Linked DNA regions of Mus musculus: region 1 is linked to region 2. Evidence: chromatin loops called from intact Hi-C (ENCODE). Cell type or tissue: heart. All regions are shown on one strand. Links, peaks and the distances in the headings refer to the core of each region. The heading gives the core; the rest is flanking DNA. Region 1 overlaps Gm40293 (a long non-coding RNA gene). Region 2 has its middle 25 kb from the start of Gm35191.

Region 1 (11,471 bases), core at 2,035-10,034, 750 kb before region 2:
CCCAGGATCTTCTAGGTTTCATTGTCTCAGGTGAACAGTCTGCTGTATTTCTGTTAGGTCTGCCTTTATATGTTACTTGCCCTTCTTTCCTTACTGCTTTTAATACTCTTTCTTTGTTTTGTGCATTTGGTGTTTTGACTACTATATGACAGGAGGAATTTCTTTTCTGTTCCAGTCTATTTGGAGATCTGTAAGTCTCTTGTATATTTATGGGCATCTCTTTCTTTAGATGAGGGAAGTTTTCTTCTATAATTTTGTTGAAGATATTTACTGACCCTTTAAGTTGGGAATCTTCACTCTCTTTTATACCTATTATCCTTAGGTTTGGTCTTCTTATTGTGTCCTGGATTTCTTGGATGTTTTGTGTTAGGAGCATTTTGCATTTTCTTTGACTGTTATGTCAATGTTTTCTATGGTATTTTCTGCACCTGAGATTCTCTCTTCTATCTCTTGTATTCTGTTTGTTGATGCTTTCATCTATTACTCCTGATCTCTTTCCTCGGTTTTCTATCTTCAGTGTTGTCTCCTTTTGTGATTTCTTTATTGTTTCTATTTCCATATTTAGATCCTGAACTGGTTTTGTTCAGTTCCTTCACCTATTTGGTTGTGTTTTCCTGTAATTCTTTAAGGGATTTTTGTGTTTCCTCTTTAAGGGCTTCTACCTGTTTACCTGTGTTCTCCTGTATTTTTTTAAGGGAGCTATTTATGCCCTTCTTAAAGTCCTCTATGATCATTATGATATGTAATTTTTAAATCAGAGTCTTGCTTTTCTTGTGTGTTGGGTTATCCAGGACTCGCTGTGGTGGGAGAACTGGGTTCTGATGATTCCAAGTAGCCTTGGTGTCTGTTGCTTATTTTCTTTCCCTTGCATCTTGACATCTGCTTATATCTGGTGTTGGCTGTTCTTGCTGTCTCTGACTGGCTTGCCCCCCTTGCAACCCTGTGTGTCAGTACTCCTGAGAGACCAGCTCTCTCCAGGAGGAATTTGGCTACGGAGAGCTGTGGCATAGGGACAGCTCTGGGGTGCAGATGGAAACTGAAATGATACTTTTTTTTTCATTTTCTTTGTTAGATATTTTCTTTATATACTTTTCAAATTTCAAATGCTATCCTGAAAGTTCCCTATACCCTCAACCTGCCATGCTTCCCTACCCACCCACTCCCACTTCTTGGCCCTGGCATTCCCCTGTACTGGGGCATATAAAGTTTGCAAGACCAAGGAGCCTCTCTTCCCAGTGATGGATGATTAGGGCATCTAGAGACATGAGCAGCTAGAGACATGAGCTCTGGGGGTACTGGTTAGTTCATATTGTTGTTCCACCTATAGGGTTACAGTCCCCTTCAGTTCCTTGGGTGCTTTCTCTAGCTTCTCCATTGGGGACCATGTGTTCCATCTTATAGATGACTGTGAGCATCCACTTCTGTATTTGCCAGGCACTGGCATAGCCTCATACGAGGCAGCTATACAAGGGTCCCTTCATTAAAATCTTGCTGGCATATGCAATAGTGCCTAGGTTTGGTGGCTGATTATGAGATGGATCCCCAGGTGGGGTAGTCTCTGGATCATCCATTCTTTCATCTTAGCTCCAAACTTTGTCTCTGTAACTCCTTTCATGGGTATTTTGCTCCTATTCTAAGGAGGAACAAAGTATCAAGCCATTGGTCTTCCCTCTTCTTGATTTTCTTGTGTTTTGCAAATTGTATCTTGGCTGTTCTATGTTTCTGGGCTAATATCCACTTATCAGTGAGTGCATATCTAATGACTTCTTTTGTGATTGGGTTATCTTATTAAGTATGATATCCTCCAGATATGTCACCCAAGAATTTCATAAATTCATTGTTTTTAATAGCTGAGTAGTAATCCATTGTGTAAATGTACCACATTTTCTGTATCCATTCTTCTGTTGAGGGATGTCTGGGTTCTTTCCAGCTTCTGGCTATTATAAATAAGGTTGCTATGAACACAGTGGACCATGTGTTCTTATTACCAGTTGGAACTTCTTCTGGGTATATGCCCAGGAGGGGTATTGCTGGATCTTCCTCCCATGCTCATGGATTGGCAGGATTAATACAGTAAAAATGGCTATCCTGCCGAAAACAATCTACAGATTCAATGCAATCTCCGTCAAAATTCCAACTCAATTCTTCAATGAATTAGAAAGGGCAATTTGCAAATTCATCTGGAATAATAAAAAAAAAACCTATGATAGCAAAAGCTATTCTCAACAATAAAAGATCCTCTGGTGGAATCACCATGCCTGATATTAAGCTGTACTACAGAGCAATTGTGATAAAAACTGCATGGAACTGGTACAGTGACAGACAGGTAGATCAATGGAATAGAACTGAAAACCCAGAAATGAATCCACACACCTATGGTTACTTGATCTTTGACAAGGGAGCTAAAACCCTCAGTGGAAAAATGACAGCATTTTCAACAAATGGTGCTGGCACAACTGGCGGTTATCATGTAGAAGAATAAGAATGGATCCATTCTTATCTCCTTGTACAAAGCTCAAGTCTAAGTGGATCAAAGACCTCCACATAAAACCAGAGACATTGAAATTAATAGAGGAGAAAGTGGGGAAAAGCCTTGAAGATATGGGCACAGGGGAAAATTCCTGAACAGAACAGCAATGGCTTGTGCTGTAAGATTAAGAATTGACAAATGGGAACTCATAAAATTGCAAAGCTTCTGTAAGGCAAAAGACACTGTCAATAAGACAAAAAGGCCACCACCAGATTGGGAAAGGATTTTTACTAATCCTAAATCTGATAGGGGACTAATATCCAATGTATACAAAGAGCTCAAGAAGCTGGACTCCAGAAATTCAAATGACCCCATTAAAAATGTGGTTCAGGGCTAAACAAAGAATTCTCAACTGAGGAATACTGAATGGCTGAGAAGCACCTCAAAAAATGCTCAACATCCTTAATCATCAGGGAAATGCAAATCAAAACAACCTTGAGATTCCACCTCATACCAGTCAGAATGGCTAAGATCAAAACTTCAGTTGACAGCAGATGCTGGCGAGGATGTGGAGAAAGAGGAACATTCCTCCATTGCTGGTGGGATTGCAAGGTTGTACAACCACTCTGGAAATCAGTCTGGAGGTTCCTCCAAAAGGATTCCTTTTCAGGCTGCTCATCAGTTTCTGTGTTCTGAGGGTTCCGGGCAGATACCTTGGAGTTGAAGTGGTGGTCTTACCTGTGCTTACAGGCTTGTCAGCACTCCTGGGAGATCTGCTCTCTCCTGGCAGTATTTGGGTATAGAAGGCTGTGGCACAGGATCAGCTCTGGGCACCTCAGATTAGCTTCTTATCCTCAACTCTTTGTCCCTCTGCTCCAGAGGGCCCAATGAAAGATGGCTTCCCTTTGGTTTACTTTCTTCACTTTAAAATAGCACATATTCCAAAGTTTATTGTTCCTGTCATACATATGAAGAATCAGAGACTTGATATATATATATATATATATATATATATATATATATATATATATATATATATATATACTGTGGTGGGGATGGAAGCCATGCCTGTGGGTATGCTGAGGACGAACTCTACCCTAGCTTGCAATTGTTGAAGAGAAGATAAAGAACTATTGCTGTAAAGCAGAGTCTTGAGGGTTTAAGTTGGCATTTTCTTGTTCTGTCTTCCTGGTTCTTCTTTGTGTTCCCTAGAATCTTATGTGATTCCCTGAAAAATCCCAGGAACCCAAACACAAGAATATCTGTCCTCCTCAAATGAACTTGCACAGGCACCAACTCTACTAGGTATTTTAGCTCACTGGATCTCTAAGAAGGGAGACAAGGGAAGGCTTGCCACACCATACTCCTGCATGACAGCCCCACTCAAACACTGGCTAGAAGCAGACACCAAGGGCTACATCAGCCTGACCCAAGGGACATGTGGGATGAATAAATTACTGTCCTCAATGAGCTCCTTTGTAGAAAAGGCCACACAGACATTAGTGTAGAGAACAACTGTGTTTCCAGTGTGGAAAGACAGTTCTCCTTTGTGGGGGCTTAGAGCTGCTAATTAACAGCTAATGTTTTCTTTTCAGGCAAGGCTGCATGAAATATTAGGATTTCCCAGATCATTAATGTATTTGAATTTTATTCCCGTTCTCCTTGATAGACTTTATGTCTACTCCTCCTGATATTTCATGATAGCATCAATTAAATAACAAATGAGCATAATAAGAATAATAAGAATATTAATATCCATAAAAAGGCTTTTGAGATTTTAGAATCTGTGATTTACAAGCAACTTATTATTTACATAGAAAACCAGAGTATTTGATGATTAAGTTGGAGGAACTGCTTGGTGGTTTCTTAAAGAACTCAGTATGTAACATGACTATGGAGATCATGTGAGATTTCCACAAAGGGAAGTGTTTCCATGGTACAGCTGACAGTCTTCAAGTGCTATGCCTGGAGTGGCACCTTTTACAGAGCATGCATGGATTCTATGGGGGACAGACAGGGTCAGGGAGGGAAGGTGGAACATTCATTCGTGATGTAGCACTGTACTCTTCTCGAGGTCAGTGAAGGAGAATGATAGTCCTGTCACAGTGCCAACAGGTGGAAGAGCAGTATGAGCTACAAATTCCAGCTATTTATGCAACTTTAAACATCCCAGTAGCGGAACCTAGAAATTAATACAAAGGTAGAGGTAATTTAATAATCTGTTTCATGTTCCTTAAACATTCAATATATATGATCTTCCTGTTTGGAATCAGTTTAACAATGGAATATTTACATATTTATTTCTTATTAGGTATTCAAAATATATGTTTATTTTATACCTAATAGCACAGATAGATTAAAACTAACTACATTCAAGTGCTAAGAAATAGCCTGTGGCTGGTGGAGACTGGGCTGAATGGCACATCACTACTGTGCTGTTAGGAATGGCTTATTTTATTTTATTTTATTTTATTATATATAGATGGGAGAGGAAGCACTTCCTAAAGACTTCTGCAGGTCATAGAAGAGTTGCAGGACACTCTTCTTGAGAGTAGCTGAGAGCTTAGCCTCCGTGGGTAGGCACCGGGGAAGCTGGCTTTGGAGACATGCAAGGAGCCTGTGGGTATCTTCTTCCTCCAAAGCCTCTGTGCATCGCTGGGTGCATCAAAAACTCCAAGTCTCACGTGCTCTGTGGTGACATCACCCAGCCTTTCATTCTTCATCTCTAATTCTCTGTGCTTGGGATAAAAGATGAACTGAAGGTTAGATCTCCTCATAGGGAGCTAAGGTCAGCATCCTCTCATGAAGCATGGCAGTGTCAAAGTGGGGTTCCTTCCTCATTAGAGCTATGATGGACAATCCAAAAGGAGAGGTGAAACTAAGACTCATATGGTATAGACCAGCAGATTGCTCAGAACTGAAAAGGATAAGTTTGGTGGCTTCCTTCTATACCCATCTGCCAAGACCAGAATCAGCAGATTTATTCAATTTCTAACTTGAGATAAAACACACATGGAAAATGTTTAGGGAATGTTGAAACCACAGTCTTTATTCTGGGCTTTCACTCTTCCCTGTAGTAAAAAATATATGAATAGAACACAAAGTCCTCCCTTTCATCAAACTTGCAGAATATATCTAAAACAAAATGCAGTTCATATATTTAATTATGTTCAGGAATAATATGGATATGATATAGATATGGATTTCATACAGGAATATATAGGATGACAAAAACACAGGAAGGTGGGAAGTAAGAGTGGAGAAAAACCTTTAGCTTTGTGGGCAGAGAGCATCTTGGAGAAAGTGACCTTTGGATGGAGATGAGACTAAAGATGAGTGTATCTTCGGGTGAGAGTAGGCAAGGAGGAGGCAGTGAGCAAGGCTCGTCATAGGAAGGAGTGAGCAGGATGGTGACAGGAGTTACAGGGAACCATGCAGTGCTGGATTGACTCAGAAGATCGTAACTTACCTTGATTTAGTCACTGTGTGGGATAGTAACACCACACACTATTATTTTGGCAAGCTCAACATGGCTTCTTTGAGGAGACATGGATGCCTAAAACTAGTTCTTCAGGCTTTTGAACATTCAGAGGAGAGACAATGTTGTGATAAAGGATAGAGATACAGGAAAGAGCAGAGAGACCTAAGATCATACAGCAATGGCACCAGGCATGAAGAAAAGAGTTCAGACTTTCAAGTGATAAAGCCAGATTAAGGCTTTCACCCTTTCTTTGCCAGCAGTGCAGTCTGGTGACTCAGGCCAATTTTGTGGCATTCCTTCTTGGCTTCAGCTAAAGCCAGGAACAGTGGCTGCCTTTTATAAAGATCCGAGTTGTTTCTCACCATTTCGATTTGGATGGCTGCAAAATGAAGCATGGGGCATTTAAAACAGCAGCTCTGTGGTTCTTTTTTGATTGTGTGGGTTGAATATGTAATCTGTGCTTTCTGATGAGAAGTGTCTGGAACACAAAGGTAACCTGAAGGTGGGGCTATAGGCCATCATCTGGCCCTGAGCTGTCAAATAGTCTCCATCCTCTTGTATATTACAGTATATCTGTGGCTACTTCGCCCCCCCCCCCAGAAAACTTTTCCAAGCATAAGGAAGTATGAACTTCTGAGCCCCAAGGCACCACTATGACGTGGCAGTGTTACCTCTTAGCACATTCCTGGTGCAAACCTCAGAGGAAGAGGTGAATATGGCCACAGAAATCACAGGAAACAGGTCAGCCCCTGGACTAGATATGGGTCCTTGGACAGTCCCCAGCTGTGCAATTCCATCAACCCAGCAAGCCACTCTGCACATTTGACTCTTCATACCAAGTGAGGATCACAGTTATAACAGCACATAGGGAGCAGACGTTGTTTTGAGACAAGGTCTTGCAGCTCAGGGTAGCCTAAAACTCAGGATCCTTCCGACATATCCTTCAGAGTGCTATAAGTATAGGTATATTGCACAATGTTCAGAGCACATAAGAGTTTTTTAAGAACACAATAAGCTTTACTTATTTGCATTTTCTCTTTGTATATTTTTAGTTAGTTATGGTCAAGAATAGTTGGAAATTACAGAGCAATATAGTAAGATATCTAGAGAAAGACACACAAGGGAGGAAGGAGGGAGAGAAAAAGAGAATGAGAGAGAAAGAATGAGGGAGAAGAAGAGGGAGAGAGAGATTTTGGGTTAGATTATTTTAATTGCAATTTTATTTTATAATTGTTTGTCTTTAATGTCAGTTAGTGATCTCTGTGCTGGGTTGAATGTAAATTGTCTCCAATAGACTCATGCATTGGAACACTGAGTCTCTAGTCAGTGTTTGGGAAGTCAATATAATTGGTAGGAGGCAGAGATTTGCTAGAGGAATTATGTCACTGGGGATGGACTTGGAGGTTTTTAGTCTTGCCCTACTTCCTATTCTTTCTCTAAGCTTCATGCATATGTGAAAAAATGTAATCAGCCAGCTTCCTGCCACCATGCTATGCCTTCCTCAACATGGTGACATGTAATTCTTCTGGAGCTGCAAACCAAAATAAAGTCTATGTTCTTTAAGTCACTTTTGGTCATGGTGTTTTATTACAACAACAGAAACTAACTAATATAATCTCTTGCCATGATGCAGGAGTCTTGGAATGTACCTCTCACAAATAAGAACAGACTGCTGTCTTATACGGGATGTTAGCAAGAAGTGAATACGCTCTCGGTAGCTGACGCTTTGTGTAGGGGTGGGTGGTGATCTTCACAAAGCACAATCTAAGTGAGACATCTCAAACCATCCCAGAAACAAGAAATGCAAATTAGAACTATTTTGAGGTTCCACTCATCCCAGTCAGAAGAGCAACAAGCAAACAAATGACAACAAATGCTGGCAAAGATGTAGGGAGAGAAAAACATGTATCCGCTGTTGGTGGGGGTATCAGCTAGTGGACCCACTATGGAAATTAGCAGGGAGGTTTTTCAAAACACTAAAAATAGAACTACCATATGACCTATCTATACTGTTCCCAAGCAGAGGCACCTAGAGGACTCATCTGCATATTCATATTTATCAGGGCTTTATCCACAATAGCTAGGGAGCAGAATCAGCCTAGCTGTCCATCAACAGAGAAATGGATAATGAAAGTATATACTCACAATGGAATTTTATTCAGCTGTAAAAATGAAATTGTGAGATTCTCAGGAAAATATATGAAAATGAAAAATATTTTGAGCACAGTAACCCAGCCTTAGGAAGACATATGTTCTTTGTCATCTGTAGATTCTTGCCTTTAACATTAAATATGTGAATCCAGGTTGGAGAAAATATGAATAAAGGCCAGGAAACTAGAAAGAAGCCCATGTGACTGGAAAAATAATGGGTGGGAGGGAGAGAGAGAGAGAGAGAGAGAGAGAGAGAGAGAGAGAGAGAGAGAAAGAGAGAGAAAGCAAGAGGCTTGAAGTCAATAGTAGCATCCAAACTGCAGTGTGAGGCTACCCTGGCACTCCATAGACATTAGGAAATTTGTCAGAGCTGTGCTGTCACCTTGTTCATGCTAGGGAATAAATGGCAATGAGATGGTTGCCATCACATCACTTAGAGAGTCAGAGACATTTGGGTTTGAATTATTGTTATAAATTGAATTATTGTAATAGTAGCTAAAGAGAAGGTTCAAAGGTATGACAGTTAGCCACTCAAGGAAAGTGTAGGGGATAGAAGAGACATTTGATTTTGAGCTCCGGTGTCTGCTTTTGTCATGTCATTGCACCAGTTCCCATGTCTCCCAGCATGAACTTTATTCTAGCATCGTTGCTGATGAGATATGGGACTCATGGCTTACAGGCAGGTAAAGTGACTCACCCAGGGTCATCCAGGAAGTGGGTGGAAAGAGCAGGGCTCGAATTCTAGCCCTTTAGCTACAGAGGTCAAGTCCTTTGCTTTACTCATGCTGATTCTCAGTAGGGCTTTGTGACTGGAATTTTCTGCATTTCCTTTTGTTCCTCCCTCAAGCACTTCCACCATTATTGACCATGAATCACTATAATTCTATAGGCTATACTGCCGAATTCTATAACAGAAACTACGAAAATATATTCTGTTTTCCCCAGTGCTTAGCATGATCCATGTCTAAGCTTGTTTATATTGTCAACTTAATACAACCTAGGAGGGGAGAAATTCAATTGAAAACTTGCCTCCATCAGATTATCTCCTGTGGACATGCCTGTAAGTGATTATCTTAATGGTTAATTAATACAGGAGGGCCCAGAGCCATCCCCTGGCAAGGGATCTTGGGCTATGTAAGAATACTAGTGGAGGACCCAGAGAATGAGATTTCTTATGCAAATTCAGTTCCAGTTCCTTCCTGAAGTCCCTCATTGCTGGACTGTGACTTGGAAGTGTAAGGTGGAATGAGCTCTTTTCTCCCCAAGTTGCTTTTAGTCATGGCACTTGTCACAGCACTAGGAAAAACTAACTAGAGCAATCCATTTATGCTATAGTCTTGGAGTTCACGTATGTCCACATAGAGATCTTAGAAGTGACTCACTCTGCACTGGTAAGCAAGAGCCTTTATGCTCTTTGACACCCTGTGGCACACAGAGCGATGCTAAAGATTTTCTCTCCTACTTTTCAGAATGCTAGAGGAACGTGTCCTGTGTGCTGAGTCTTAAAGCATGTGTAGTCTTGAAGTTAAGTCCCTGCGTTTGAGTTGGTGTTCTTCGTTGTGCTCTTAAGTCTGTGTATAAGGCACGCACACTCCTGAATGAATGAGGTGATGCTCCAGTGTCCCGTGCGTTCACAAACCCTGCCTTTTCTCCTGGACTCTGAGCATGGTGTTCCCTTCCCTTCATAGTAAGTACTGTCCATCAGTATGGGATAAGTACTGTCCTTCTGGAAGATTCTCAAAACTTAACCACTGGTGTCTGTGAATGTGGTTTTATTTCTAAACTGGGTCTTTGCAAACTATCAACTTAAGTTTAAGATGGACCTTAATTCAGTGTGGCTGTGACTTTATATTAAAGGACAGTTGGAAACCGACATTCATAGAACAATGTGAGGGCATGGGGAGAAGAGAGCTGAGTACACTGTGTGGAATCAGTCACCCAATTCTGGGTGACAGATGAGGACCAGGCTCTGTTGAGCAGAGGTATCCACCCTGCTCACATAAGGATGTCAAGGTCTGTGCCAAATGCCTTTTCTATCAAGTGTCCCCAATTTATGCAGTTTATCATTTCAACTGGCTACCACTCTCATTAAGAAAACATGTAAACATGATTCTATTCAATTATTTATGTAAGCTCTTCCTTCTCGCATTATAACATTAACCCAATGGAGTGAGGAACTTGCTGTCCTGTCTTTCAAAGAGCCTGGCGTGAAGGGCCAACATCAGATTCTTGAATCATCACAGTTGAGTGTCAAAGAGCCCAAAGTAGCAGACAAAATGGTACTGTGGTTGTACCCAGCCATTGAGGTGGCACATGTTTTTGTCTGATTTTCTAAAGTCTAGACACAATGGGCACCCAAATGGCCTCTAAAGATTCCCTGTTGGGGAGCTAGGGAGGAAAGCCAGGTAGGAAAATATCAGGAGGAAAGAAGTGGAGAAGAGCAGAGTTGAGGTTTGCATATCAGGTGAAAACAGGGATAGAAGATGGCTCTGAGTGTAAACAAGCTTACTATACAACCATGAGGCCCTTCGTTCCCATCCTTAGAACTCCCACAGTAGAACAAGACAGTACCATAGTGTAGGGTGGTGGGCAGAGACAGGAGGTATCTAAGGTTTACTGGCTGCCAGCCTGGATCCCTGTTCCGTGAGAGACCCTGTTTCAAGGAAATACAGTCGATCTGAACAGGATTCCTCTTCCTCTGGACTCTAAATGTACTCAGGTATGTGCAAGTGTACACACATGTGTACATACTACACAACACACACACACACACACACATACACACATGAGTAAAAATATGAAAGAGGACGAATCTCAAAGGAGTACTAGCAGTAATCTTTTGATAGCTGCTGTCATGTTTTCTTTTCTACTTGACTCCTTTGGGCACTGCTGTGTACAGAGTTCAGAAATCAACCAAAGACACGTGCTGTCTCCGTGGATATGTGCATCCATGGGTCCTTTTAATCTGAAACTGTGGACTCTTTGACTTTCAAGTGTGCTGATTCCAGGATCTACTAAAAATAAATGTTTGCCTTATTGACATGCTGGCTCATTTTCAAATTGCTTAAAAAAAAAAAAAACAGAGTCTTTTCTGCAGCTGAGGTTTGTGTAACCTTTATCGATCTTATTTTACTCCTAATTACACGTGTTCTTCATTTGTAGCTAACAGAAGCTCTTGTCACCGATCCTGTCAAATTTGATCCATGACACTTTAATTATTGTAATCTTTTCTCCTGCAATAGTAGCAAGGGTTGTCCATATACATTTTCGTTAGCCTGAATCTTTACACAAAGAAATGAGAATTTGAGTTTTAAAAAGATGGCTTCCGGCTGTGGTCTATATGCATGTTCTTTTGTGTGTCTGTGGGTA
Region 2 (11,471 bases), core at 1,431-9,430:
CATGTGTGTGCGTGTGTGTGTGTGCGTGTGCATGTGTGTGTGCATGTGTGTGCGTGTGCATGTGTGTGCATGTGTGTGCGTGTGTGTGTGTGTGTGTGTGTGTGTGTGTGTGTGTGCGCGTGTGTATTCATGCTTAAGCTCATTCTCCTCTCCTCTTCCTTTCCATCTTCCTGCCTCTCTCCATGCTAGGGATTAAACCCGGAAGCTCATGTATGCTGCTCAAGTGCTTCACCACTGCATCTCTATTGCATTAGGAGATATTTTTCTATAACTCAAAGATCATGTAAGGCAAGATGGATAAAGTTCCAGTTAGGGTCTGTAACAGGCTTGATTTCAAACGAATAGGCAAGAAATAGAAGAGCAGGATAACAGTTGTCTCTCCTGCCCTTCATGCAATCATGGACACCCCAACATATGTGCAAATATAAATAATGCACATGATGTAAGGGTCCAAAAATCAGTGACGGAAGACCCCAGACACAGATAGTACGCAATGAATACAAAGCATTTATTCTGCAGAAATATCTAGCATGTGGTCAACCATTCTCCGAAATGGCAACCCCAGACAAAGGTGTGCAGGCCTTCTTAGAGGGAACTGGGGGAACTCTCTAGAAGGACTAGGTAATCAAAAAATTGCATTGGAGGATGCTAGGGGGTCACAGGTGGTCAGTGTTCTGCATTCCTATATCATGAGTATTTAACAATAGGATGAATGAGATAGGGCTGCCAAGCAGAGGTGGATCATTCTTAGATAAGATATTTGTATATTTTTGTGGTTGTTTCCAGGCTTTTCTTTGGGAAGGTTTTTTTTTAATTAATTTTATTGATAATTCATTTTTTACACTCCATATTCCATTCCCTGCTCCTCCCCATCCACCCTCCAACTCTTCCATATTCCACACCTCCTCCCATCCCACCCTGTCTCCACATGGATGCACGCACCCCCCCCCTCCCACCCCACCTGACCTCTAAACTCCCAGGGGCCTCCAGACTTGAGTGTTAGGTGCATCATCTCTGAATGAACACAAACCTGGAAGTCCTCTACTCTATGTGTGTTGGGGGCCTCATATCAGCTGGTGTAGGCTATCTGTTTGGTGGTTCAGTGTTAGAAAGATCTCAGGGGTCCAGATTACTTAAGACTGCTGGTCCTCCTACAGGATTGGCCTTCTATTCAGCTTCTTTCAGCCTTTCCCAAATTCAACAACAGGGGTCAGCTGCTTCTGTCCATTGGTTGGGGCAAATAACTAAATATGACTCTTTCAGCTGCTTGTTGGGTCTTTTGGAGGGCTGTCATGATAGATCCCTTTTTGTGAGTGTTCCATAGCCTCAGTAATACTGTCAGGCCTTGATACCTCTCTTTGAGCTAGATCCCACTTTGGGCCTGCTGCGGGAACTTCTTTTCCTCAGGCTCCTCTCCATTTCCATCCCTATAATTCTTTCAGAGAGAAACAATTATGGGTCAGAGGTGTGACTGTGGGATGGCAACCCCATCCCTCACTTGATGTCCTGTCTTCCTGCTGGAGGTGTGCTCTATAAGTTCCCTCTCCCTACTATTGGGCGTTTCACCCAAGGTCCCACTCTTTGAGTCCTGGGAGTCTCTTACCTCCCAGATCTCTGGTGCATTCTGGGGGGTCCCCCCAACCTCCTACCTCCTGAGGTTTCCTGTTTACATCCTTTCTGCTGGCCCTCAGGGCTTCAGTCCTTTTCCCTCACTCAATACCAGATCAGGTTCCCCTTTACCCCCACCACTGTCCACCCCAACCAATCTACTTTCCCTCCCAAGTCACTCCCACTCTCCCCACTTGTGATTACTTTCTTTTCTCTCCCAAGTGGGGCTTAGGTGTTGGGCACTTCAACTTGTTGAGCCTTTTGAATTCTGTGTATTGTATCTTGTGTATTCTGTATTTTTTTTTTTAAATATCTACTTATTAGTGAGTACATACCATGCATGTCCTTTTGGGTCTGAGTTACCTCACTCAGAATGATATTTTCTAGTTCCACCCATTTGCCTATAAAATTCAGGATCTCTTCATTCTTAATAGCTGAGCACTATTCCATTGTGTAAATGAACCACATTTTCTGTATCCATTCTTCTGTCTTAGGACACCTACATTGTTTCCAGCTTCTGACTATCACAAATAAGGCTGCTACAGACATAGTGGAACACATGCCTCTGAGGCATGGTGGGGCATCTTTTGGGTGTATTCCCAAGAGTGGTATAGCTGGGTCTTCAGGTAGATTTATTTCCAATTTTCTGAGGAACCTCCAGACTGATTTCCAGAGTACCAGTTTGCAATCCCACCAGCAATGGAGAAGTGCTCCTATTTCTCTACATCCTCTCCAACATCTGTTGTCACCCAAAGTTTTGATATTAGCCATTCTAACTTGTGTAAGGTGGACTCTCAAGATCGTTTTGATTTGCATTTCTCTGGTCACTAAGGACTTTGAAATTTTCTTTAGGTGTTTTTCAGCCATTTGAGATTCCTCAGTTGTAAATTATTCTTGGTTTAGTTCTATACCCCATTTTTTGACTGTGTGTGTGTGTGTGTGTGTGTGTGTGTGTGTGTGTGTGTGTATGTATGTATGTATGTATGTATGTGTGTGATTAACTTCTTGAGTTCTTTATATATCTTGGATATTAGCCCTTTGTCAGATGTGGGGTTAGTGAAGTTTTTTCCCAATCAGTAGGCTGCCGATTTGTCTTATCGACTATGTCGTCTGCCTTACAGAAGCTTTGTGGGATGGGGTTTTATGTGACAATGTTTCTGATTTATATGATCTCTTCCTAGAGCTGGTGCCTATGACCTTCTTTTTGGAATCAGGTTAAATGGAGACAATTGAGGTTTTTGTTGCCCTTTCAACACACACACACACCCACACACACACACACACACACACAAATGCATACACATACTATGCAGAATACATAAGGTTTGGATTTAAAAGTCATGTCTGTGAGCCTGTTGAAAATGTGAGCCTTACTGTATATAAAGAATGAAAATATCTCTTCATATAAAATCTGATCTCAAAACCAGATGCCACTGATTAAGGAAAGTTCAGAAACTTGTGAAAGGTTTTGCTATGTTCTAGAATGTGTTCCTCAAAGTTTCATAAAAGGAACTCAGATCTCCTTGTAGTCACAGTGCAAGAAAATTAGACCTTAAGAGATGTGTCTTAGAGAAAACTTTTCAGATCATTGATTTTTCACCATCAGATTAACACGTGTAGTTGATTGGGATTCTGGTGTCAGTTGATTTAATGAGTTGTTTTCAGAAGAGCAAGTGTCTCCTCCCACCTGGTCTCTCTCTTTCTCTCTCTCTCTCTCTCTCTCTCTCTCTCTCTCTCTCTCTCTCTCTCTCTCTCTCTCTCACACACACACACACACACACACACACACACACACACACACACACACACATCCATGTCTCTTCTTGTGATCTCGTACAGATGTCTGCCATGGCAAGGTTGTTTCCCTGAAGCCTTTAAAAGGGTCCTAGCTGATGAAGTTGTTTGATGATGAATTTGCAGCTCTAACACTCCACCTCCCCCTCGTTCACAAGTGGAAGCCTAACAAGGCTGTCATATATATATATATATATATATATATCTGTGTGTGTGTGTGTGTGTGTGTGTGTGTGTGTGTCAGGTTATTTTTTCTATAATATTAGAAAACACTTTGCTGATATTTTCTTTCTTTTCTCCCCATTTCTGGAATACAGAGTATAATGGCTTGGAAAGAAGTATCCCCTGTTGGGTCAAGTACATGAAAACTTGGTACCAAGTTAGTAGTAGCATTTGAGAAGATTATAGAATACTTTAGAAATACAGCCTTACTGAAGGAAATGCATCAAAGAGTTCAAAGCTTTAACACACATTCCAGTTCAGTCTCCCCATTATGTGTGGGGCTGAGATGTGAACTCTTAGTGTCATGATTCTGTTGCCTGATGGAGTGCCCCCCTTATCTTCCTGGGTAACCATAGAGCAAACAAATTCTTCCTTCAACCGTCTAGTACACAGTATAAGGATTTGAGGGCCCAAAGCAGAGAGTTGAGTTGACACTGTTTAATAAGTGTCAGTGGGTCACAGAAAAGCTGAGAAGAATGGCAGACTATCTTTAGGAGGTAAAATAAAAGTCCCAAGGAAGCGAAATCCTCGGAAATGGATTAGAGTAGAAATTCCTTGTAAATGTTCTTGAGCTCAGAAACCCAGCCTATGACAGACAAATTATATTCTGATATTGATTTTAGAGTGTCTTGAAGTTGACATTAGGGAAAACTCATCAACGTTTGGGCCTTGACATTTACAGTTTAAAAAAAAAAGTAAAAATCTGAGGAGAAAATCAAAACAAAAAAAATGGTGTTGAATCTGAAAAACAAAAATAGACAAAGCATTAAACTTTAGTGTTTCAAATAAGAAAAAAGTACATGTATATCACAGCTTACCACAGAAAATCCATTTAAAATTATTTACATTGAATAATTGAATAAATTAGAACTTATGTAGAAGTGAGCAATCAATAGCACTCTGAGTGAGTTGGGGTAAACTGAATTCCTATGATTTCTGACAGGAATATTAGACCAAGAAATAGAGACCTAGTTATAAAACCCGGATTCTAAAAGGCATTTGGCAAAGAAGCTCATGGTCTCATCACAGTGACGACGTAGGAAAGTGGGTTCTTTGACATGATAATAATTGAATGCATAGGTGTCCATGTATATTATAAGGAAGGAATTAATGAGTGAATGTCAAACCCAGCAAAGGTCTGCAGCCAGGCATCATCCGGGTGTCTTCTCTTCAGACTTATTCACTACAACATTTTAACTGAGCAGTTATCTGACTGCAGGGACATAGATAGCAGTTGATGAGATGTGACATGAAGGGCTAACTCTCCTGCACAGTGGGATCAAGAATCTTATACACAATGATCCAAAAAGTGTCTTTAAATTAAAGAAGAAGGAGGAGGAGGAGGAGGAGGAGGAGGAGGAGGAGGAGGAGGAGGAGGAGGAGGAAGAGGAGGAGAAGAAGAGGAAGAAGAGAGAAAAGAAAGGGGGTGAACTCATTTGTTATGGCTTTTTCATCATAAACCAAATTGGAGGAGGTAATGCTGGTCCTTCACTCGATCATGTTGCAGCTGACCCATTAGGGAGACAAGCCTCCAGCTGAAAGGAGTCTTCTTGCTTTGGGTCTGTAAGGAAAATGCCAGGAGCTTAATTCCTGTTGTGGTTGTGTACTGAATTTGCATACTTTATCTGCCAAAGAGACTATCCAGCCTAGGATTTCCTGACACACCAGTGAGAACACAGCTCAGGTTGCTAGGAACAGAGATTTCCAAACAGATGCAATCTAAACAGGAATCAAACAAGAACCACAAGGTAATGTGCTAGGAGGAACTTCCCCCCATGAAAGTACCTGATGGTTGCCCAACAAAACAGTCATCAGCTCGCTCATATAGATCCCAGGTAGAAGAGATGTCATGTGAAAGCAACATTATAAAGCAGTCCATCGAACATCCCTCTATTTCCATAACAAAGGAATTGGTAAGCTGCTCTTTGTTGTATTGGAGCCTCAGTTTGGCCAGGGATGGTCAAAGCATAGTAGGTAGCCAACACTTTCATGTTATGAAAAATCAAAAAGAAACGAAAATTGCTACTACTTCTTTATTTTCCCCAATCCTTTTTTTTAATCTTCAACGTTATCAAGACCCTAGTCAGAAAAGTCCACGTCTTATGCCAATATTTCATCCTAAAAACAAGTTTCTTTTGAGTTATTTCACGTTCCATCACATCACCTTTTCCCCATTCATTCTTCATTTCTTTTATTATCCTCTGAGCACTAACCAAGTATCAACTTTCTGCTAGAAAAAGTGAATTGATTATATCCCTATTAACCTTCATAACCTCATAGCATAACAATGGAAACCCAGAAACACCACCAGGTGATTGTTCTATATCACAGTGAATTAGTGACCAGAGGTAAGTCATGAGGGTTATAGAAAGAGAGAATGGAGTTCTGAACGGATGGCCACAGGGGAAGCACCTAAAGTTTCTGATAGATGTTAAAATTCAATCAATATTTAAAAACAAATCAAAGGAAGGCTTTTGTGGAGCAGACATAAGCTTCCCAATTTCTTTCAGACTTAAGGAAATAAACTTCCTTCTTCAGAAAGTCACACAGGTTATAGGCTCAAAATCTTGGTCGGCACTCCCTCTAGTGGTGAAACCTACAAACTACCCTTTTGCTTTTCCTTTGTTGCATGAAAATACTTCTTCGGTCAGGAGTTCTCAACCTGTGGGTCCCGTGATCCCTTTAGGAGTTGAGCACACCTTTTCAGAGGCTCCCATATCAGATATCCTCCATATATGATATTTATATTATAATGCATAAAGTATCAAAATTACACTTACGAAGTAGCAATGGAAATAATTTTATGGCTGGGGGTCACCACAACATGAGGTTCACAGCATTAGGACGATTGAAAACCACTGGCTTATATATTGCCCATAATAATTATTTAAGGTGTAAACATATATTTAAGAGTTTTGAATTTGAAGAATAAATAAATACTACCTAGAAACATGTCTGTGGAAGTCATTTAATAGCCACAACAACTATGAAAACATAAGCAATTGATCCTACCCAGTTAGGATAAGTGTCTAAAACCATAGAACAAACTTGCAAAATCATGTAAGCATGTAGACAGAAAAAACAGACAGGGAGGAGAATTTTGATATTTGTCCCAAATAATTTTCTCAGCTCAGAAAATAAACCGCTTCAGCAATCACTTCTTAGCTTTTTATTTGAAAAGTCATGCATTTAGATAGTCCATGTGTCTCAGTTTTATGAGGGTAATGTTGATTGTACAAGTGCATTATATAATTACCAATAACATCTTGTTTGTTAGCTTTAATGCACCCCATTTATATGATTTGTTATGTGCCTTAAATATATGGTGTAGGAGTAGGCTTTTGTGTGTTTGTTTCCTGTTTTGTTTTCTTTTGTATTCTTTTCTAGGGAGAACTAGGCTAATGGGGGGAGGGGAAGGGATTGTCACTGAGACATTGAGGTTTGCTACCTGATTAGTATCAAACAATGCACTTTTCTGACGAATCTTTGAAGCTAATCTGACCAATGTCTCAGATGAATATACCTCTGTGTCTTAGTGAGTAAAGATAACTAGAGATTAGAGAGAATATGAGATGTGGATATTTTCATGTATTTAATAACACGTACGTTTTCCAGGGAGTGGGGAAGTCATCTTGAGTCACATATTCCTTTGCACCTTTTGCCTCTTCCGAAGTCCTTATAAAACATTTCACACCATTTTAAAGTAATTCTAAAACATTGCCATTTATGCTCAACTCTAAAATGCTGTCTTAAACGAAATAAAGTAGGGGTGATAAAAGATGATAAAAGGTTTTTTTTTTGTTGTTGTTGTTTATTTTGTTTTGTTTTTTGCGAAGTTTAGTTGCTCATAGCCACCACAGCTGCATATTTGGTTCTGGTTAAAACCCAAACATTAAATATCTTTAACATTGAAAAATAAGCCAGGAGGAGTGGAGAAATTTATTTAACACCATACAATGGTACAAAAGGCAGTCACTAAAAATAACAGCAAAGAGCTCTATTTACTGGAATGGGAAAATGGGAAATCATTCATAACATGTCATCCAATGGAACAAGCAGTTACGGTCAAACGGCTGCAATATTACTAACAATTTAGGCAAAATTATAAAATATATAGTTATATGTTTTATATGAATTAAAAGTGTCCCTGGAAGCTGCTCCAGGATTCATGGGTATAAAAACGGTAAGAGAAAATAAACGTTTGGAATCAGGTCTCTCAAAGCCGTAACCAGCAATGTCAAGTCAAACTCTTGCTGGAAATAAGGAGCCCAGATGTAAGACTTACTTTGGTCTCTGAATTCTTGAGTCTTGACGGTTCTTGACTTCAGTTGGTATTTCCTGACACCCTGACCCTCCTGGATAAAGTCCATATTTGGTTGGGTCTGGCTTGTGTGTGTTGCTAAGGGTTCTTGTGATGGAAGACAGACTTTAAGTATGGTGATGTCAAGAAACAATGAAACTTTGAAGAGTACATTTAAGTATGGTGATGTCAAGAGACAGTGAAACTTTGAAGAGTGCAGCCTATTACACACACACACACACACACACACACACACACACACACACTTGAGTATCAGACTTTATACATATAAGTTGTAATACTGGAGTGGGACCAAAATACATTCCAACTTTATGAGGAGACTCTCATTGCACCCTTACACAGAGAGGAACAGACACTTCCTCATTGGTGTCAGAGGAAGCATTAGTCTTCCCCAGGGATGAGTCTCTTGAGTATTATCCAATTTCAAGCTATTAGCCCTGGAAACATATGCATGGAAGTCACGTTAAATGACACACCCGAATAGATTAATATATTCATTTGTTTAAATGTATATGTAAGAACAACAGTTGCTGTTGAAGAGGAAGGAGGTGTGATCAGACATGTGAGGGGTAAGAAGGAGGGGGTATATGATATTAATATATTAAATTAAGAAAACACATATGATAAAAATATGTTCAATGTCGCCCAGAGAATGTTTAAAAATGACAATTTACTGTCTATGCTTTATAGAAACATACTTTATTTATGAAAATACGTAACTAATTTCCTTTTATTATCAAAAATATGTGTTAAAGCAGGTATATCTTCAATTGTGAAGTTGTTCAAAGGAAATTTGTGCAGCTTGTGTGTTTGAATGAATTACAAGCCTCTTTTCTGTAGACTGTATGGTTTGCATACAAGTTGAATGGTCAGTTAAGACAAGGAAACCGGCTTCTGCAAGGCCTCTTCGCTGCTGTAGATTTCTCTCTATCTCATTTCCCCTCAGCAACGAAGAGAAATCTAACCACAGCAAAAAGAAGCTAATAGCAGGCATGGCTGGATCTGTCTAGTGAGTCATCCTCCTAGCCGAGAGTAGTCTGTAGTTATTCATAATGCCTGCCAAAACGTTTCCAGGAGGGGTCCCTCCTCATATCCAGAGTAAGTATACTAGTAGATATTCTTAAAAGGGGAATAATCCCTGCCTTGTCAAGCTGACTAGGATGCAGGAAATCATATCTTTATTTCTTTCCTGTAGTGTGTGCCATGCTCAACATTTGATTATCTAACCATTGGTTTAGTTACTGGAATGAACAAAGAAAACACTTTTATTATCACTCACTAAAATTTGTGCCTTATTCTGTATATTGCATTTATCAACTAATTGCACATCTGTGAGTCACTTTCATTACATGAGATCTCTAAACCAGTTTTTCTAAACTTTTACTTAATACTATTTTTTCCCTACAACTTACTAATTGAGTAAACCAGCAGAAGACAAAATGTTCTGTTCTAATAATAAACCTTCCTTATTTGGAATAAATTAATGAATTTAATGAAGAGTGGTATTGCATCTCATTTTTGCAGCTATAATAAAAGGATCTATAACTATGTGATATATTAAGAAAAAAAGTTTTGTTCCTTAGAATTTGGGAGACTGAAGGTCTCATTTTGGCTTCCAGTGAAAATATTCTGGCTACACCCCAGGATGGCAGATGGCACCAGACAAGAACAGACATGAGAAAGAGAAAGAAGTCACATGGCAAAGATGAATGTAAGAGGAAATGGCAGCCCAGGATCACTACTTTTATAAGAATTCACTCTTTCTAGCAGTAACTGAGATTTGTCCAGTGACAGAAATTTTTCTGAGGGAGCACTCCAATGATCTGGCTACCATCCATTGGTCTCTCATCCTTAAACTTCCATCTCAACATCACATGACGCATTGTGTGTGTTAAATGGTGTTACCACATATGAGATTTCCCCAGGAGCCACATACTATTTAATAAAAAACCCCAGTGCCAGGCAAGATATGTTTCCCTTTGAAGTTTAGGTCAAGGAGATCAAAATCATACAGGATGTTTTTATTATCTTTGCTTTCCTCCCAGAACTTGAAATTAAGACCCCTCTGCTGAAGACACCACACACTTCAGACACACAACTTGGAAGAATCGAATGGAACTTGCCTGAAATCTTTCTCCATAAGAACTAGTTTTCATGGAATCCGTGAGTGTTATACAAGAAGCCAAGGAGTAGAGTGATCAGCCATACTACTCAGGTACAATGCCTACCAACCACCATAAAGCAATTAACACGGCAAGATATCCTGAAGGCTGTAATAGTGGCACTTATATCGTGAGGATAAAATATATCAGTCAAACTGAATTTAACACCACCCAACAGAAGGAAATCAGTGCCTGTATGTTACACCTATTCAGCTTCTATAGGCCTTACTGAACAGCCTACGAAACTGTTGCTTTTCTAAAACTGTAATATTCTCCACACATTTTAAATACCAGCCCTTATACCCAACAAGCAATAAGTGTAGATTTTGCTTCTCATCGAAGGAGTTTCTGTTTTACACAGGTGGAGACTGTAACATATCTACAACCAACTAACATGTCATGAATAGAATAAGTGCTAGTGTACATACATGCTACTAATGACACATGTATATTTTCTCATGTATACAGGTATATTTTCTCATGTATACACACACACACACACACACATACCTGCACACACTCTGTTTTACAGACACATTAAAAAATAAAGGGCAAAAGTCACTAATTGGTTATTCAATACTGAACAGTTAGCTCTGGCATAATATGCATACAGACAGATAATGTTCTCTCTATATATTTGCAAATTGTGTGTGTGTGTGTTTGCATGCATGTATGTGTATGTATGTGTGTAACTAACAATTAAAGGAAATGAGGTCATGATTTTGAGAGACAGGAAGGGAGGGTACATGGGAGGGGTGGAGGGAGGAAAAGGAAGGGGGATTGAGTAAATATATGTTAATTTTAAACCAAGTTTATTATTCAATGAGTAAAAAAATGTAAGTTCATATAAAACAGTAATCCAGACAGTGGAAATGTTTCATGTAATAGTGTAGTATGATATACTTTCCACAAACACACTCACAACAACCTAGTTATGTAATTATCAACAAAAAAAGGATAACTTGTTCAAGCAAAGAATTATTTTTAATTAATTTAGCAGAAACAACTAGATAGCTTTATGAAAAAAATAATCTCTCCCTGTGTGTATAAATTACTGATACATGAAGTAACCTAAATAAGTTTCAGGCACACTGTCATAGGGAATATATTCAGAAGACAAAGAGTATTTTTTTTCCTCCCTCCCCAAGAGTATGTGTTTTAAGCTTCACTTATGGGTAATCTCTCTGGACAAAATTTAATCCACGGTGACACACATCAAAACAGTAGTTGCCTCTAGGCAAGAGAGAGAGACTAGACTCTGGGAAGTAACAGAGGAATTTTACGTGGCTGTTGTAAATAAATATTCACTTGTCTGGTTGGCAACTCCATTACATGATGATATATATGCATATGTTTAAAATTTA

Evidence for each region. Hi-C counts contacts between places; a loop is a spot of excess contacts. Peaks named below come from ENCODE experiments on the same cell type or tissue, not always from the same donor. Only the 100,000 strongest peaks of a DNase experiment are listed, where the experiment ranks them.
Region 1: it touches region 2 in a loop (4-fold over the local background); 2 of 42 quality-filtered maps call a loop at or near these places.

What each region holds. Positions count from the first base shown.
Region 1 is chr5:39,208,842-39,220,312 of GRCm38, forward strand. Gm40293 (a long non-coding RNA gene) reads right to left here. Exons shown (of 4, transcript XR_868387.1): 4 at 4,335-4,652. Among named protein-coding and RNA genes, the nearest start is that of Gm40293, 92 kb to the right of the region's middle. In heart, for the core only: a CTCF peak has its summit at 6,437; no DNase peak of the experiment used is centred there.
Region 2 is chr5:39,954,979-39,966,449 of GRCm38, forward strand. No RefSeq gene overlaps it. Among named protein-coding and RNA genes, the nearest start is that of Gm35191, 25 kb to the right of the region's middle. In heart, for the core only: a CTCF peak has its summit at 6,211 (motif pointing left); no DNase peak of the experiment used is centred there.